Regions from separate parts of the Homo sapiens genome. Here region 1 is linked to region 2. A link is a loop called in an ENCODE intact Hi-C map of the cell type or tissue named here. Cell type or tissue: Caco-2. All regions are shown on one strand. Links, peaks and the distances in the headings refer to the core of each region. The heading gives the core; the rest is flanking DNA. Region 1 has its middle 26 kb from the start of EIF1. Region 2 overlaps LINC00974 (long intergenic non-protein coding RNA 974).

The links. A loop is a pair of places that touch in the nucleus more often than their neighbours do. Peaks named below come from ENCODE experiments on the same cell type or tissue, not always from the same donor. Only the 100,000 strongest peaks of a DNase experiment are listed, where the experiment ranks them.
Region 1: a loop joins it to region 2, with 9 times the contacts of the local background. A loop is called at or near these places in 81 of 110 quality-filtered maps.

What each region holds. Positions count from the first base shown.
Region 1 is chr17:41,658,602-41,667,008 of GRCh38, reverse strand. No RefSeq gene overlaps it. Among named protein-coding and RNA genes, the nearest start is that of EIF1, 26 kb to the left of the region's middle. RefSeq lists enhancers at 619-748, 1,169-1,258, 779-1,296, 1,297-1,816, 6,225-6,724 and a silencer at 809-1,048. In Caco-2, for the core only: CTCF peaks have their summits at 939 (motif pointing right), 3,941 and 4,142 (motif pointing right); DNase peaks (open chromatin) are centred at 538, 988, 1,261 and 4,118; H3K4me3 peaks cover 1,293 bases.
Region 2 is chr17:41,545,516-41,553,922 of GRCh38, reverse strand. LINC00974 (long intergenic non-protein coding RNA 974) reads left to right here. Exons shown (of 3, transcript NR_038442.1): 2 at 1,386-2,050; 3 at 3,058-4,317. Among named protein-coding and RNA genes, the nearest start is that of LINC00974, 4.8 kb to the left of the region's middle. RefSeq lists enhancers at 1,108-1,608, 4,561-4,610, 4,150-4,763 and a cis regulatory region at 5,641-6,001. In Caco-2, for the core only: a CTCF peak has its summit at 4,532 (motif pointing left); DNase peaks (open chromatin) are centred at 4,072, 4,532 and 4,882.

The DNA.
Region 1 (8,407 bases), core at 126-8,125, 110 kb before region 2:
AAGAGGCACCAGGGGCAGAGCCTCTGGACCCCACCTGGAGTCCTGTAGTGAGTGCGTTTCCTCCCCTTCCCAGCGGCCCCTTTTCCAAGAGAGAACTTGCGGAGGGGGGAGGGGGTGGGGGGTGAGGAAGGAGCACTAGGGAGGGAGTCGGCGGGTTTGGGTCCTGGTTCTGTGCTGCGGTCCTGGGCAGGTGTGGTGTGTAACGGGAAAGGGCCTGTCACAAAGCGTGGCAAATGTGCTCGTGGCAGATGCCCACGAACGTTTGTCTCCCTGTCCTCTGGCCTCCACCTCCCCTGCAATTTTCCCAAAGGCAAAATGATGGGTTGGACAAACGATAGGAAATGTAGCCACGTTCGCTGCGCATGGGGCAAGGTGGGGGTGGGGGTGGGGTTTCCGGGGCACCAGATCGCTCTGCTCCCATCTCAAGGCCCCTGCTTCTGGAGGCAGGGTTAGCTCCACGTAGGCAGAGGAAACACCCCGGGTTTCTTAGGATTCTTGCTGTGTGACCTTGGGAAGTCCCCGCACGCCTCTGGCTGCAGCTGCCGCCTGTGAAAGAAGGGGCTGCACTTCCTGGATGGTGGAAGGTTGCTAAGGTAACCACAAAGTGCCCGCTCAGCAGCAGCTGCCGTCATCATCATAGTTATTATTATTAGGGTTTCGTCCTGTGCCAGCATTTGACAATTCTAACCCCACCTGGAGGCCTGCTAAGAGAGCAGGCGAGGGCTGGTGATCATTTAGGGATGCCTAAAATGTTTGCAGGGGGAGCAGGAGAGAGGAAGGACAAAGGATGTTCATGAGGGTCAAAGACCTGGGTTTGGGGCTTCTCGGGGCGAGGGGGTGCGGAGGGAGGGCCCCAGATCGCGCCTTCTCCCTTTAGGTCTGGTCCCGGGGTGGCGGCGCGCGTGCGCAGGAGGAGGCCGTGGGCCCGGCCAGCAGAGGGCGCCGCGAGCACCACGCCCGGGCTTAGCTGTGCGGGGCTCCGCCTTGCTGCGCAGTGGGCAAGCCGGTCTGGCTGCGATGGGGGAGGGCTACGCTGGGGAGCTGCGGGTAAGGGCAGCTGTCACCGTTTTCAGTTGTTGGTCGGTGTCCTGTGTGGCATTGTGGGTTTGCCTGTAACCACCACATGTTCATTCATTTAACTAGCACGATCAAGCACCCACAAGTTTCAGCCACTGCTGGGAGTAAAGAGGGGAACGAGGTGCATGCCCGGAGAACCCGCACCCACCATCCAGGTGACAGAGGTCAGCCCAGGGCTGGGGGAGCTTGGAGGAGGAGCCGCCTACCTGGAGAGAACAGGCGAGGCAGACAGAAGGCAGGAAGCACAGAGAGCCCGCTCGCAGCTTGGCAATGTGGGGAGCTGAACAGAGCAAGAACTGTTTGGGGCCATGCTCTCGAACACTGGCCCAGGGCCGGCGATGTCGAAGCCATGATGAATCCAAGGCTAAACTACAGCAGACACAACGGCTGTCCCTAAGGGGGTTATAATTGCGTGCGTGCGTGCGTGTGTGTGTGTGTGGGTGTGTGTGTGTTGGGGGGGGCGCTGGGGGTGGGAGGCTGGGGCGTGTAGGCAAATACCAGGACTGGAAAAAGTAGAGTCCTAGGATCTCGACCCTCCTAGGCCGGCGGGGGTGTCTTGCTGCCTCCCTGTGAAGGTAGATGGGCTGCATGGGGGAAGGAGGGCCAGGTATGTGAGTGGGGGAGTGGACAGAGGGGTGGGGTAGGAACCAAGGGCAGCAGGGAGTCCAGGTGGGAGCAGTTGGGACGGGGATGGAGCAGACAGTCTGGTGGGAGAGTGAGGGGTGGGGGGGACAGTGGGGAGAGGGTGGCAAAGACTGCTTGAGCCTCTGAGCCTCAGTTAACTCAGAGGAGGTTGGCATAACACAGAGGGCAGTAAGGACAGGGACAATGGGAAAAAAAAAATAAAGTGAAGACCATCTTGGTTCCATTATGAGGAGTAGAGTGCCTGGATCAAGGAGGTGATGATGGTTCCATGTGTCCTGGGTAGGTCAGAGAGCAGGACCTGAGAGCATTAGAACTGGTGGCAGCCTTTCAGGCCATCTTATCTGATTCCTTTCTTTTATATATAGGGAAACTGAGGCTCAGAGAAGGGAAGGAAAGGCTACTCCCCCCAGAACAGAGTTCAGCTCTTAATAGCACTTTTTTTTTTTTTTTTGAGATAGCATCTTGCTCTGTTGCCCTGGCTGGATTGCAGTGGCTCAGTCATGGTTCACTGCAGCCTTGACCTCCTGGGCTCAAGTGATCCTCCTGCATCAGCCTCCTGAGTAGCTGAGCCTACAGATGCATGCCACCATGACCGGCTAATTTTTAATTTTTTTGTAAAGGTGGGCGGTGGGGGCGGTCTCCCTATGTTGCCCAGGCTGGTCTCAAACTCCTAGGCTCTAGCGATCCTACAGCCTCAGTCTCCCAAAGTGCCAGGATTACAGGCTCAAGCTGCCGTGCCCCATCCTGGTGGCACATTTTAAAATGCAGAACACTGACTGATAGGATCTTTTCTGGAAAAGGTCAGCTGGGGATAAACCATGTCATTGTCACCACCTCTGTTATCACCACTGAGTACCTAATGTGTACTAAGCACTTCCCAACACTATCCCTCTTACATGTGCAGCCCTGAAGTCAGAGGAGAAAATGGAAGTTCAGAGAGGTTAAGTAAGAGACAGACAACACAGCCGGTAAGGGCTTGAGCTGGGATTCACATCCAGCGTGCCCTCCTGCCTACCCTGTGTGAGGGCCTCTGCCAGGGAACAGCCAGTGAGGCTGTTATAGGGTGAGGGGCTGTGCTGGGGGCAGGGAAGCACCTCCATCTGTGTGTATGCCTCAGGAGCCTGTGGGCAGGGGAGGCATCAATTTCATCTCAGAATGAACTTTCCAGCTAGCAGAGCTGCCCAGTCATACAGTGGGCTCTACTAAGGAGCAGAATGTGCTCTGTCTCCTCCCAGGACAGGCAGTGGCCCCCTGTTGCCCCAGAGCATGAGCAGATGCCTTAACTTTGCAGATCCACCCAGCATTGGAGGCTCTGTCTGGCTCAGCCCCCTTCTCTCTCCAGCTCTGCCTCACCTCCTCTCTCCATCAACCTCTGCATTCCTGCCGGTCAGTCCTTCTTCCAGCCACTTTCTGGATACACTCCTCAGCTCTGGAACTTTGCACATGTGGTTCTTCCACCCTGTCGGCTAGACGACCCATTCTCAGGCCACTGTAAGCCTTCCATGACACTCAACAAGGTCAAGTCGCTGCCCATATGTGATGCTCAAGTGGCTTCTCTGCCCCTCCAAATATGCCTCATCACACCTTGTGAATGATTTGTTAGTCACTTCCATGAGGGCGGACTGCTTTGCATGTTCTCAGGTGTTTCTCCAGCACCTGGCACCGCACATTGTGTAGTGCTCAAGAAGAGTTTGCTGAAAGAATGAATAACGAATGAAGTTAAGAAAGAATGATGAAGTACTCAAGGCCAAATGCACGGGGGAAGGGACTTAAGTCAGCTGACCTTCACATCCCCTCCATCATCTTTTGGCCATAGTTCATGGTCTTTGATCAATTCCCCAGGGGTTAGAGATTCACAGCCACAGTTAGTAAACATTTAAGCTCTGTCAGGTGTTTTCTCACCGATGGAATAATAAGCAAGGGCTGGGCGTGGTGGCTCACGCCTGTAATCCCACCACTTTGGGAGGCCTAGGCGGGCGGATCATCTGAGGTCAGGAGTTTGAAACCAGCCTTGTCAACATAGCAAACCCCGTCTCTACTAAAAACACAAAAATTACCCAGCGTCGTGGGTGCCTGTAATCCTGGCTACTCTGGAGGCTGAGACAGGAGAATAGCTTGAACCCGGGAGGCGGAGGTTGCAGTGAGCCGAGATCGTGCCACTGCACTCCAGCCTGGGCAACAGAGCAAGACTCTGTCTCAAAAAAAAAAAAAAAGAAAAAGCAGGGACGAAGTGAAACTTTTTCAGTGGATACTAGCTTGGAGGCGTCAAGCCCTGCCTGGAATACTTTGCGCGCTGGTCGTTGCCACACCTGGCTGGACCAGCAGGGCCTCTCTTGGAACCCACGAGAGCTTTTGCTCACCGGATCTGGGCTCCCAGCTGCGCTTCCAGAAATGGCCACCAGGTGGTGGCAGAAGCTAAGAGTCCGGCCTTAGGGCGCGCCGGCCAGCCCCGGACCACCGGCAGGGGGCGCTGCTGCTCCGCCAGGTGAGCGGGTGCAGCAGAGGTGGGCCAGGAGTACCTGCTGGGCTAAGGGGCGCTGGGTCTGTCCCACCAGGAGTGGGTGGAGGAGGAGGTCCTAACAGCAGCAGGGAAGGAAGGCTGGGTGGCCCCTTTACTCTTCTTTGTACAGTGGGGACTTGACCCCTACTTCATGGGATTTATAGAAAAACTGAAGGTCTGTAAGGCCTCTATCGCAGCCACTCAACGCTGCCCTTGTGGTGTGGGACAACCCGTGGGTGCGTGGGGGTGGCTGTTCAGATGTCACAAAACGCAGCTGTCCCTCGGGTTCCATGGGGCTTTGGTTCCAGGACCTTCTACTTAATACTAAAATTTGCAGGTGCTGAAGTCACTGCTATAAAATGGAGTAATATTTGCATATAACCTACGCACACCCTCTGTATACTTTAAATTATCTCCGGATTACTCAGAAGACCTAATACGATGTAAATGCTGTATAGATAATTTTTTTTTTTTGAGACGGAGTCTTGCTCTGTCGCCCTGGCTGGAGTGCAGTGGTGCGATCTTGGCTCACTGCAACCTCCGCCTCCCAGGTTCAAGTGATTCTCCTGCCTCAGCCTCTGGAGTAGCTAGGACTACAGGCACACACCACCATGCCTGGCTAATTTTTGTATTTTTAGTAGAGACGGTGTTTCACCATGTTAGCCAGGATTGTCTTGATCTCTTGACCTAGTGATCCGCCTGCCTTGGCCTCCCAAAGTGCTGGGATTACAGGTGTGAGCCACGTGCCCAGCCGCCATAATTGTTATACTATATTGTTTAGGGAATAACCACAAAAAAAAGTCTGAACATGTTTAGTACAGAAACAATTTTGATTTTTGGAATATTGTCCATCTGTGGTTAGTTGAATCCATGGATATGGAGGATCGACTGTATTGTTCTTCTTCCTTTCTTTATTTTATTTACTTATTTTTTTGAGACGGAGTTTCGCTCTTGTTGCCCAGGCTGGAGTGCAATGGCACGATCTCTGTTCACCGCAACCTTCACCTCCTGGGTTCAAGCGATTCTCCTGCCTCAGCCCCCAAGTAGCTGGGATTACAGACATGCGCCACCACGCCCGGCTAATTTTGTATTTTTAGTAGAGATGAGGTTTCACCATTTTGGTCAGGCTGGTCTTGAATTCCTGACCTCAAGTGATCCACCCACCTTGGCCTCCCAAAGTGCTGGGATTACAGGCATAAGCCACCATGCCTGGCTGTCTTCTTCCTTTATTTTATTTATTTTAGAGACAAGATCCTATTCTATTACCCAGGCTGGAGTGCAGTGGCACGATCATAGCTCACTGCACCTTCAAATTCCCGGGGCTCAAATGATCCTCCCACTTCAGTCTCCACAGTAGGTGGGACTACAGACACACACCACCATGCCTGGCTAATTAAACATTTTCTTGTTGTTGGGTCTTGCTTTCTTGCCTAGGCAGGTCTCAAACTCCTGGCTTCAAGTGATCCTCCCGCCTTGGCCTCTCAAGGTGTTGAGATTACAGGCACAAGCCACTGCACCCAGCCTGTTCTTTTGATTTTTAAAAGAACTACCTAAAAATGTGAAAATCATTCTTAGCTCTTGGGGCCACACAAGACAGACAGGCGGGCTCTGACTAGGTAAAGTCTCACACCAGTGCCTGACTGCTAATAGGTGCCCAATTCATGGCAGGTGTTGCCAGCCCACCCAGGAGCTCACAGCCAGGCTCCATGGCTCCACCCTCCTGCCACCCCTGGAGTGGGGGTGGGGGGTGGGGGGTGGGACTCTGTCCTTCCGACTGTGGCCCCTGGCTGTCTTCCACTTTGTAGAAAGCACTCAGTGAAGGTTAGCTGTCATCTGTCCTCCCTGGCTGCATGTCCACACCTGCAGGCCTCTGCTCTTGCAGTCCCTCCTCCTGGTGAATCCCCTGTCCTTGACATCTTCCAAGAGACCACCACCATAATCAAGACAGAGAACATTCCCTTCACCCCAAACACGTCCCTTGTGCCTCTTCCCAGTCGACCCTGACTTAAAAATAATCTCCCGATTACCAAGTGCTTGCAGGGTGTCAGGTGCCACAGGGGCCCTAGGCCAGTTGGTCTCACTGAAGCCTCTGGGACCTGGTGACGTGGGGGCAGTTGTTACAGGGGGTACCTTAGGGCTGAGGGCTCTGAGGCTGGGGGATGGGAAGCAACACGGCCACGATGGGCAGGAGGCAGAGCTGGGACCTGAATCCAGGCACATCTCTTAGCCACTCTCCTGCCCTGCCTGTCCCCCAGCCCTTCGTGTTCCTAGGGCCATGTTTCTCACACCTCCTTTACTCCTGGCTAATCTGGGTGTGGCCTGGGACCCGCAGCCTTGGCGTCCGCTGGGAGCTGGTGGGAAATGCAGAGTGTTGGGCCAGATCCCACACTACTGAGTCAGCACCTGCTGTTCTGAGGCTTGGAAGCTCTGTCCTGAGGCAGGCTCTTCCTGGGAATTGGTGGCCGTGTCTGCATCCCCTCCCCTTCCCTGCTCACTGTGAGCTCCTGGTGGGCAGGTGCTCAGCTCTCTGGTGCTCACTTTGGGGACTGGCCCTTGGCCCCCTGAGAATCAAAGTTAAATGAATAGATGAAGGGAAGGGCAGGTGGTCAGAGCTTTGGGTTGAGGGTGTGGGGGTGCAGGGCTGTGGTGCTCAGGAGCTGGTGGGAGGAATGGGGCCAGGGGCAGGGGCCGGTCTAGTCACCTGTTTGGAGGTCTGGTTCTTCACTCACTCTGGCTACTGCCCAAGTTGACTCAGGGAGTCTGTGTTCATTTGCATACCTTTGCATGTGGTTAGCATATCTCTCTGGTGCAGTACGAGGCGCAGGCTGGATTGTGGAGCGGAGAAGGTGGACAGGACAGCGGGTTGGGGGCGTTGGGGGCTTTAGGGCTGCAGATATGTTTCTTGGAGCAGGTCTGGAGTTTGAGCACCCATCCTCTTTGGGTGAGGAGAGAGGCCTGCTGGATCCTCCTGGCTCTGGGTACCTGCTGGGGCTGGGCAGTTCCCACCTCCCTGCCTTCGCTCCTCAGTGGCCCTTTCCTGGAATGCCCTTTCCCCTGTGTCCCTGTGACAACCTTGTGATCTGGGTGCTGTGATCTGGGTGCTGGTTACACAGTTGGGTTCAGTCTGTGAAAATTCACTGAGTTGTACAGCAATTATATGTGCATTTTTCTGCATAAAAAATGGAAAAAGACCAGAACTAACTTCCAGGAAGAGTCCCATGCCTATTCCACAGCTGGGAGCCCTCCCCAGGGTGCCTCTCTTCCCCCTGCCCACCGTCTGCGGTGAAGGCCCTGGTCAATTTCAACTCGACTGAGTTTTATTTATTCACTCTCCTCTCCCCCTGGACTGTGAGCCACCCGGGGCAGAACCAGGTCCTGTTCATTCTTGTGTCACGTCCTATTAATTCTTGTGTCCCCCTGACATGGGACCTGGCACAGGGCAGGTGCTGAACCCATGGGTTCGACCTCACCATCTCTGGGGTGCTCCAGGAGGCCTGGGGCACTGACCACCTGGAGGGGGCATTTCTCCTTACTACCGCCACCCCCAAGCACACAAAAGGCCAGCATTACAATGCCCCTGCTGTGGCCCAGGGCTAGAAGTGGGACTCAAGGGTCCCTGGGTGGGAGTGGGTGTGGGGCACGGCCACCGTGTGGTCCTCAGTGCCCTGCCCTCCCCTGGTTCTCTCTAGCCCGGGTGGCACCTCCTCTTGTCTGTGGTTCATCCCCGGCCTTGAGGCCATCTGGGTCCCTGCTGAGTTCCTCTTCAGGCTTGGGGAGGGGGAGGCAGAGGCCTGGCTTCTCTGGACTGGGCCTGCATGCTGAGTGGCTCTGGGCCTGCCTGGCCTGGCCCTGCCTCATCCCTGCCAGCCCCTCCCTGCCCTGCAAGTTGGGGCCTCCCTGCCACCTGAGTTACAGAGACCTGTAAGCGGGCACACAGCCCCCTCCCCACTGTCTAGAACTTGGCAGAGGAGGACTCTGGGCAATGGCCTGCCTCTCTGGCCTCAATTTCCCTTTTCTGTAAAATGGGGAAAACAATTCAGGCAGCTGCCAGGTCAGATCAGTCAGAGGGTATGGGAGACCTCGGCACCCAGGCGTGTGCAGAGCAAAAGCCTGCTGGGTGTGTGTGGGGTTCGTGAGGGCGCTCTTCAGCTGGGCTGGGGTCTGCACGGTGGAGCAGGTGAGGGG
Region 2 (8,407 bases), core at 240-8,239:
AGCTTCCATATGTCATTTTGTTGATTTCTCACAACTGTGTGAGGTTGCTCTTGTTGCTTCCATTTACAGATGAGGAAACTGAGGCTCAGAGAAGAAAAGTTCCTTGCCCAAGTCACCCACACCAGTGTTGATCTGGCTCCCTACCTCCTGCTCTTAGCACGACCTATCTGGCCTCTAACAATTTTTAACACTTTTTAAGATTGCGCTGTGGCCTCAATTTTCTCCAAGAGTTACCTTGATCTCTCCCCAGGAAGATCAAAGCTGTCGGAGAACACATGAGTATCAGAAGCAGAGTGTGGGTGCAGAGGGGTCCTGGGTGAATAACCCTGCAAGGACAGACAGTCCCTAAGGACGGCTCTGCACCCACATGCTGGGTGTGACACTCATGTGTCCTCCGATGGCTTTGATATTCCTGAGCTTTCTTCCCACCCGGGAATCCCTCAGTCTGTCTTTGCTGCTACCAGCACCCTCAGCCTCAGAGACATGCCATCCTCACCCGAACTCAGGCCAAACTCTCAAACATGATTCCTTTCATCTCTTGCCCTCACCATGACTCAGTCATGTTGGGGTTGTCAGAAGGAGCATTTGTCAAGATGGAGGGAAACCTCAGGGAAGTGAATCAACACCAAACCCATAAGAGTCAAGCTTGAGATTCAAAGGTGGGGTGTGTGTGGGGAGGAAGGTTAGCTTCCCCAAGTTCTCTGCTCATTGGGAGCCCCAAGTGGAGACTCTGCCTGTCATTGACCCCTTCATTCAATGGGTAATCACTGAGGGCCTACTCTGTGCCAGGCATGGGGCTAGTAGCTGGGGCTACTACAGTGACCCAGGCAGAGTCTGCCCCCATAGAGTCTTGTCGGAGAGACCAACAGGTAACAGCCACCTCCATACAGTATGCTGCATTCCATTAGGGGGAAGCCCAGGGACTCTGGGCCACACAGCAGAAACAACTAACACAGTCTTGGGAGGCAGGGAACATTCTTTGGAGAAAGTGTTGGGTCAACACACCAGGAAGATGTTGGATTTGATATTTGATATTTGGTGGAGGTGATATTTGGTGGAGGTGATATTCAATGGAGGTGGTGTGCATGTGTGTTTGTGTGTGTGTGTGTGTGTGTTTGTGTGTGTTGGGGGTGGGCAGTTCTGGGTAGGGGGAACTGCATCAGTGAAGGCCTGGAGGTGTGACTGAAAGTGGCCCACTGGAGGAGCTGGAACTTGAACTTCCTGGGGCTACTGTGCAGAGGGTGAGGAGGGGCTGAAGAGGGATGACGAGGTGCTGGTGGGAGTAGGCGGTCAGTCGTGGAGGACTTGCTCATGGTGGGGAGACTGAACTGTACCCCGAGAGCCACAGAGAAGCACATGTCCCTTTTGTTTTCACCTTTTTCTAGCCCTGCAGTGGAGGAGGAGAACCTGTTGGCCAGGAACTGCCAACAGCTTTTGTTCTGGATAAGCCCCTCGTGGAGGAGGACAAGGCAAGAAGATGGGTCTTCATCCTAACCCACGGAAGCAGCGCTGGACTGAGAAGCACCACCTGCGAAACTCCCAGCCCCACTGAGTAACCTCCAGGGCAGGGGCATGTCCCTGCTTACGAGCTCCCACCAGCCCGTCACACCCCCCCACCCACCTCAGAGGCTCCTGCCCCTGACCTGAGTGAGCTGTGTCTGAGTTGGGTCCCTCCTCCCTCCAAGGAGTGTGCTCTATGGACAACAGCCTCTATCCTCATTTGTCCCTTCCTCCTAGCGCCTCCTTCTGCACCCCTGACCCCGCTCCATGCTGTCACCTCCTCTGTATGGCAGCTGGGCCTCGTCTGTCCTGGGACGGTGGCAAGCATGTACAGAAGTCATCTTCCTTATTTCTCACTACCCCCAGCTTCCCAGATGGGAAACTGAGGCTCAGAGAAATGACATAACTCAGCTGACAAAGGATCTGAGTGGGTCTGACCCGCAAGCCCACCCTCTTCACCTCATGCTGTCTAAAACAATTACAGACACCTCCCACGAGCAGGAAAGCTCTGGAAATGTCTTCTTGGAAAGCAAGCAGCTACCCATGAACAGTGAGTCTCTGTCCCAGGTATTTCTTGTCTCTGGGCCTCAGTTTCCTCACCAGACTCCTCAGTGTGTGGAACAAATGCAGTGGCAATGAAGGAACGAGGGCACCAGGGAGGGCGGGCTCCACTGACTTTCTGAGTCATGGAAAATCCATGGTCCAAAAAGCTCTTAGCATTTTCTCTGCCCCTGGGTCTCACATCCATCTCAGGCCATGCCAGCCCCCAAGCCCCAGGGGTCCTACTGTTCTCCCTCCTCTCAGGCCAAAATGAGAACAAAGCGAGTTCCTTCCCTCCATTCCCCTCGGCATGACTAACACATGCTGGGGTTTTCCCAAAGGAACTTCTGTCAGCCCTAATGGAAAACTGCAAAATACAAAGGAAACAAAGCAAATTCAGAATCCACAGCAAATAGTCATGTTTGAGGTACAAAAAGTTGGGGCAGGGGATGCTCGTTGAGAGCATTCCCTTCATACTAGTTTTTTTTTTTTTTTTTAAATTTTAGGTGGAGTCTCGCTTTGTCACCCAGGCTAGAGTGCAGTGGTGCGATCTCAGCTCACTGCAGCCTTGACCTCCTGGTTCAAGTGATCCTCCCGTCTCAGCCTCCTGAGTAGCTGGGATTATAGGCACCCGCCACCACACCTGGCTAATTTTTTGTATTTTTAGTAGAGACGAGGTTTCACTATGTTGGCCAGGCTGATCTCGAACTCCTGACCTCAGGTGATCCACCCACCTCAGTCTCCTAAGTAGCTGGGATTACAGGCACATGCCACCACACACGGCTAATTTTTTGTATTTTTAGTAGATATGGGGTTTCACCATGTTGGCCAGGCTGGTCTGGAACATAATAGTTCTTAACTGGAACCCTATCTTGAGTTCTTTGGGCCCCTGGATTTTCCAGTGTATGTTCCCAGGGGTGTTAATTAATATAAAATAACCCCAAACAAAACTCTTGTGATCAAATCCAGTGGAAAACATGGAGATAAACAAACCAAACCTTTTTTTTTTTTTTGCAGGACTTCTCAAAGCTTTTGGCCTTGGCCTCCCAAGGTGCTGGGACTACAGGCGTGGGTCACTGCACCTGGCCAAAGCTTTTGTTTGCTTAAAGTGCTTTGTAAGTTTATAAGAGGAGGCTACAGAACCCAGAAATCACCTATGGATTTGACCACGAGATGCGCTGCTGAATTCATGGTGGGAAATGCTGATGATCTCTGATGGAGGCTGCTGGGTGGCTGCTGCCCTCACCCTGACCTGTCCTCCCCAGCTGGACGGGGGACTTCTAGGAGGGGGAGGGTCCCCACTGAAGATGGACACATGTCCTGTCAGAGTTTCTGAGAAGCTCCAGCCCTTAGGCAGAATGGGACAAGGAGAAACAGACTTGGGTCTGTACTCGGGACTGCAGAAGCCGAGCATGAGGAGTTGTGGGGACAGTGCCCCTCCTTCATCCCCACCTCCCAGCCCCCCAGTATCTCCTTCTCCCCCTGATCCTTCCCTTGATCAGGCCAGGGCCCTGTCATTGTCCCAACAAATGCCTACCGCCAGTTCATCGCACCTTGTTTTCTCTGATGTCCTCGCAATCACACACCTTGTGCCCCTGAGCTGGGTACACGATCCTTTGCAATGTGTGCTACGAGAACTGTATTGCTAATAATAAAGACAAAATTTAATGACTCCACTGGCTGAGCTTCTGGTAGGTCCCAGGCACGTTAGACAGACTATTTCATTAATTCTCACCTCGGCAATTTGAGGAAGGTCTTGCTGTCTCAGTATCCTGAGTCTTAGACAGGTTCAATGACTTGCACAAGGTCACATAGCTTTTAAGTGACAGGGCCTGGCTGCCTTGGCTCTGAAGTGAGTTCTCTTTGCAACAACCTACCCAGCTGAGCCCCTCCTTTGTTTAGAGAAGGCTTCTCCTCTGAGCTGGGAAGATCCAACTTTGACCCTCAATTCTCAGATGACAGTGGTTCAGTCAGGCAGGAACTAGCTGTACTAACATGTAAACAAGTCACTTCTGCAAGGAGAGGCAGAGGCCAGTGCTTGCGCGAGCGTGACTGATAAAGGAATGGGGCGAGGGCTGAGGACTCTCTGGCTCTACCGATTTATGATACTGAAAGTCATCAATCTTAAAGAGAGATCTGCATTCCCCAAGCTTTCTTCTCCCTGAGGGGCCTCTCCTATCTCTCGCCAATATTGTGGCTCCCCTCAGCCGCAGGGGCAATCTTTCTGGTTTTCTCTTAGGTCCAAACACGAACCAAATAAAATCCTCTTTTCCCTTCTCTTGGTTCTCTTCTCTTCCTTTCCCTTCTTGGTTACACTTTGGAATTTTCAGAGGAAAAGTTTGCCAAGTCCAAGGAAGACTTTATGGAAATGAACAAGAGCCTATAAAACCCCATGAACTATCCATGAACGATATAGCACGGTGTGAACTGTTTCCTTCACAGCTGTGGCTGCAGCGGCCCCTTGTGGCCATGTTACACGCCAGGAAATTGAGCGTCAGAGAAACCACAGTTTTAGCGCTGGGCGGGGAGCTCTCTTTCCTTAGAGAGGTGGCCTCCTCCACTCTTTTGTGGCCCAGAGAGGGGAAGACACATGCCCAGGGCCACAAAGGTAGAATGCAGGCATTTGGACTTCCAGCCCTCCTAGGGCTCTTTCTCTTGTATTGCTCTCAGCTCAACGTCCCTTTGTTGCTGTAGGGAGGCCAGGGAGCAGCCTGGAGTGTGGGGCCTGCCTTTGCCCAGACAGGCTCCCTCTGACCGTTCCTCTCACACAGCACTGAGCAGGGTCAGGGGTGCAGAGGGAGGCGGTAGGAGGGAGCCCGCCTGCAGGCAGGTTGGCGAGTCCCCTCGCGGCCCCCAGGAGGCGCTGTGAAGCCGAGTTGGCGAGGTCCTGGGCTCCTCCCGCACCGGTGGCGGAGGGAGATGTTCAGTCTGAGGACAAAGGAAGCTGCACCCCGCCTAGGGACAAAGGAAGCTGCACCCCGCCTGGGGAGCTTGCAAAGACGGGGCCTTGTGGCCGGCAGCCTGCCCTGTCCAGAGCCGAGGTTGGCTCCAAAGCGGACATCACCGCCTCTCTCCGGGCTCCGGTGGCGGGCTGCTGAGGCACCCCACAACCACCTTCCCCAGACTTCACTTTGCAGACGCTGCTTCTTCTCTCTGAGCCTCTGAATGCCCGGTGAGGTGGGCAGGGCAGGATCCCTGTTCCTGTTATGGACTGGAAAACAGTTTCACAGAGGCCGAGGGCTTGCCCGAAGTCAGCCAGCTGATGAAAGGCGGAGCCTGGCCTCAGGGCTTTGGACCGCCAAGTCAGTGCCCAAGCCCTTTCCTACACAACTCATGGCTTCCCGGAGTTTGGCTCAGGGTAGAGGGGGAGATGCTATAGAGGAAGGCAGGAGCCTTTGGAGTCAGCTCCACTACCACCTGCCATGTCATGTAACCTCCCCGAGCCTCAGTTTCCTCATCTGTAAAATGGGCAGTAACCCTTGGAAGGTTGTTGTAAGGAGTGGACATCATGGATGTCAAGAGACAGCAGAGTTGCCTGATCCAGTGTGTCAGTGTGGGGGCCATGGGGCTCTGTCCACGTGTCAGTACAGCCACCTCCTTGGAGATCCAAGCTGGGAATGTCAGAGCCTGGCTCTTCCTCGTTGAGGTGCAGTGAGCTGCCTTAGTCTGCGGTGCAGGGCGTGGGGGTGGACATGCTTTTGCTGCTGTGAGCCAGTGCAGAGATGGAGCCAAGAGAGGCCAAGTTTGGTGGAGTCAGGGACGGGGCACGTAGGAGGATGGTGGGATGAGTCACTCGCCAGCTCAGATTGTGGTGTGAAGGGGAAGGAGTGTGGAGGCCGGGCCAGGCCTGGCAGCACCAGGCACAGACCTACCAGGAAGGGAGGCAGCCCTCTGGGACCAAGGCATGGCACCCTGCCAGTCCCACTTGCCCAGCCTCTGCGCTGCCCGGAGCTCCCTAGGGGTGAGGGTGGGCAGGAGAAATGTGTCCTGGGACCTGTCAGCATGTGGGTCTGTGTGGGGAGAGACGGGGTGAGGGTCTGGCTGCTTTTTTGTCCTGCTCACAGCCTCTCCTGGTCAGTGCCAACGCCCTTCTTCCTGCCTGTGTGCTGGGGATGGGGAGTGCCCCTCCCAGCCAGCCATCATCTAAGACAGACAGACCGAAGCAGTGTTCACACATCTACCAGGCGTGTTGCACCTGGCTGTCCACGTAGATGATCAGCCACATCTGCATCCACCAGGGGCCCCACAGAATATGACGGACTCTCAGGGTTGACCGAGTGTAGAAAGGGAACTATTTCTGGAGGTGTGGACAGGAGCAGCAGGGATCAGACAGCCCAGAGCAGAGCAGTGGGAAGCGGAGGGATGGGAAAAGGGAGTTTGAGGGGGTGTGGCCAGGGGAGGGCTGCCCTGCAGGAGCCTTAGAGCGAGCAGCTGCAGCCAGAACCGTGGCTGGGCAAGGAGAGGTGGGGGGATAGATACACAGGCCCCTTTCTTCCTGTTCTCCATCTTCCGCTGCTGCCTACTGATGGATGGCTGATTCCAATGGGGCAGTTGGAGGGAAGGGAGCCAGTGACACAGGGATCATCCTTCCAGGTACAGAGCAGGACAGAGGAAGGTGGAGAGTAGATCTAAGGATCCAGGGAGAATTATCAGCCCAACCAGTGGTTGGGCAAGGGGGCACAAATATGAGCCAGACCCCAGCCTCAAGGAGCTCACTGGCTGGTAGAGGGGATAAGAGCCAATGAATTCTCACCCATATAGGAAGAGGACAGTGCCTGGGAGAGGGTCAGGTAAAGCACCAGAGGGGCTCAGAGGAGGAAGAGCGAGTGCCAGGGATCACAAAGGCCTGAAGGAAGAGGTGATGTATGAGTTCCACGTTGCTGCTGTAACAAGTGGTGGCAAACTCAGTGGCTTAAAACAACACAAACTTACTATCTTCTAGGCCTGGAAGTCAGAAATCTGAAATGGGCCTTATGGGCTAAAATCAAGGTGTCATCAGAAATGCTTTTTTTCTAGGGGCTCTACGGGAGAGTCTGTCTCCTGGCCTCTTCCAGCCTCCAGGGGCTGCCTGCCTTCCTTGGCTTGTGGGATCTTCCTCCTTCAAAGTGCCTCACTTTGACCTCTGCTTCCATGGTCCCAGCTCCTCTCTGTGACCTTGACCATCTCGCCTCTCTCTTACAAGGACCCTTGTGATTACTTTGGACTCAATCGGATAATCCAGGATAACCCAACCCCCATTCCAAGATCCTTAATGTAATCACATCTGCAAAGTCTCTTTCTGCCATGGAAGGTACATGCTCACAGGTTCCGATTGGCGTATCTTTGGAGGGCCATTATTCTGTCTACTCCAGGCAATGGTGAAGAGGCACAGTTTCAACCTGTGACGGCTGAGGGGAAGGACCCTGCAGGTGGATAGGATAGCCTGAGTAGAAGCAGGCATTTGAGAACCTAAGCACTATTGGCCAGCACCTGTGAGTAATTGCAGGAAGACTGTGATTTTGGGGGACAGGGCTGGAAAGCCAGCCTGGACATGGCCAGTGCCTTGCTCCATTTCCAAATAAATGCAGTTGGCCTCTGAGGCTTAGTGGCAACCGTCAGTGCCTGTGGCATGGCGGGGCTGGCGGGGGGCCTCCTGGATGTGAGGTGAGCCTTGCTGTTCAGTGTCCATCCCTCCCCGACCCACACTTCTCCAGGCCCAGCACGGCTTTATTCAGGACCTGCATGGTGAGTCGGACCCTCGCAGTTGTCCCCTCCGTGAGGCCCTCCATTGGCCCGTCTCTTATCCACCCACACCCCCACTGCCAACAGGCCCGCAGGCAGCACTTGTCCCCTCCCCTGCCTTCCCCAGCCTCCAGGCCTCCAACTCTCCCAGTGTTACGCCTCCAACACACTGAACTGCTCCCTCCCTGAACTCCCCGCATTGTCTCACCTGGCCAGGCCATTTCCCACAGCTTTCCCTGTGCCAGAAACACCCACCACCCGAGCCCTTTTCTTCCCACTCCTCATTCTTCAAATCTCAGCTTTTTGGAAGAACACTTTCCCCTTCCCTCCACCCCACCGCACAGGGAGCAGTGAGCGACTCCCACAAAAATCTTTTTTTTTTTTTTTGAGACAAGGTCTCACTCTGTCACCCAGGCTGGAGTGCAGTGGTGTGATCATGGCTCACTGCAGCCTCAACCTCCTGGGCTCAGGTAATCCTTCCACCTCAGCCTCCCGAGTAGCTGGAACTACAGGCACATACCACCATGCCCTGATCATTTTTTGTAGAGATGTTACCTAGGCTGATCTTGAACTCTTGGACTCAAGCAGTCTACCTGCCTCGACCTCCCAAAGTGCTGAGATTATAGGTGTGAGCCACTGTGCCTAT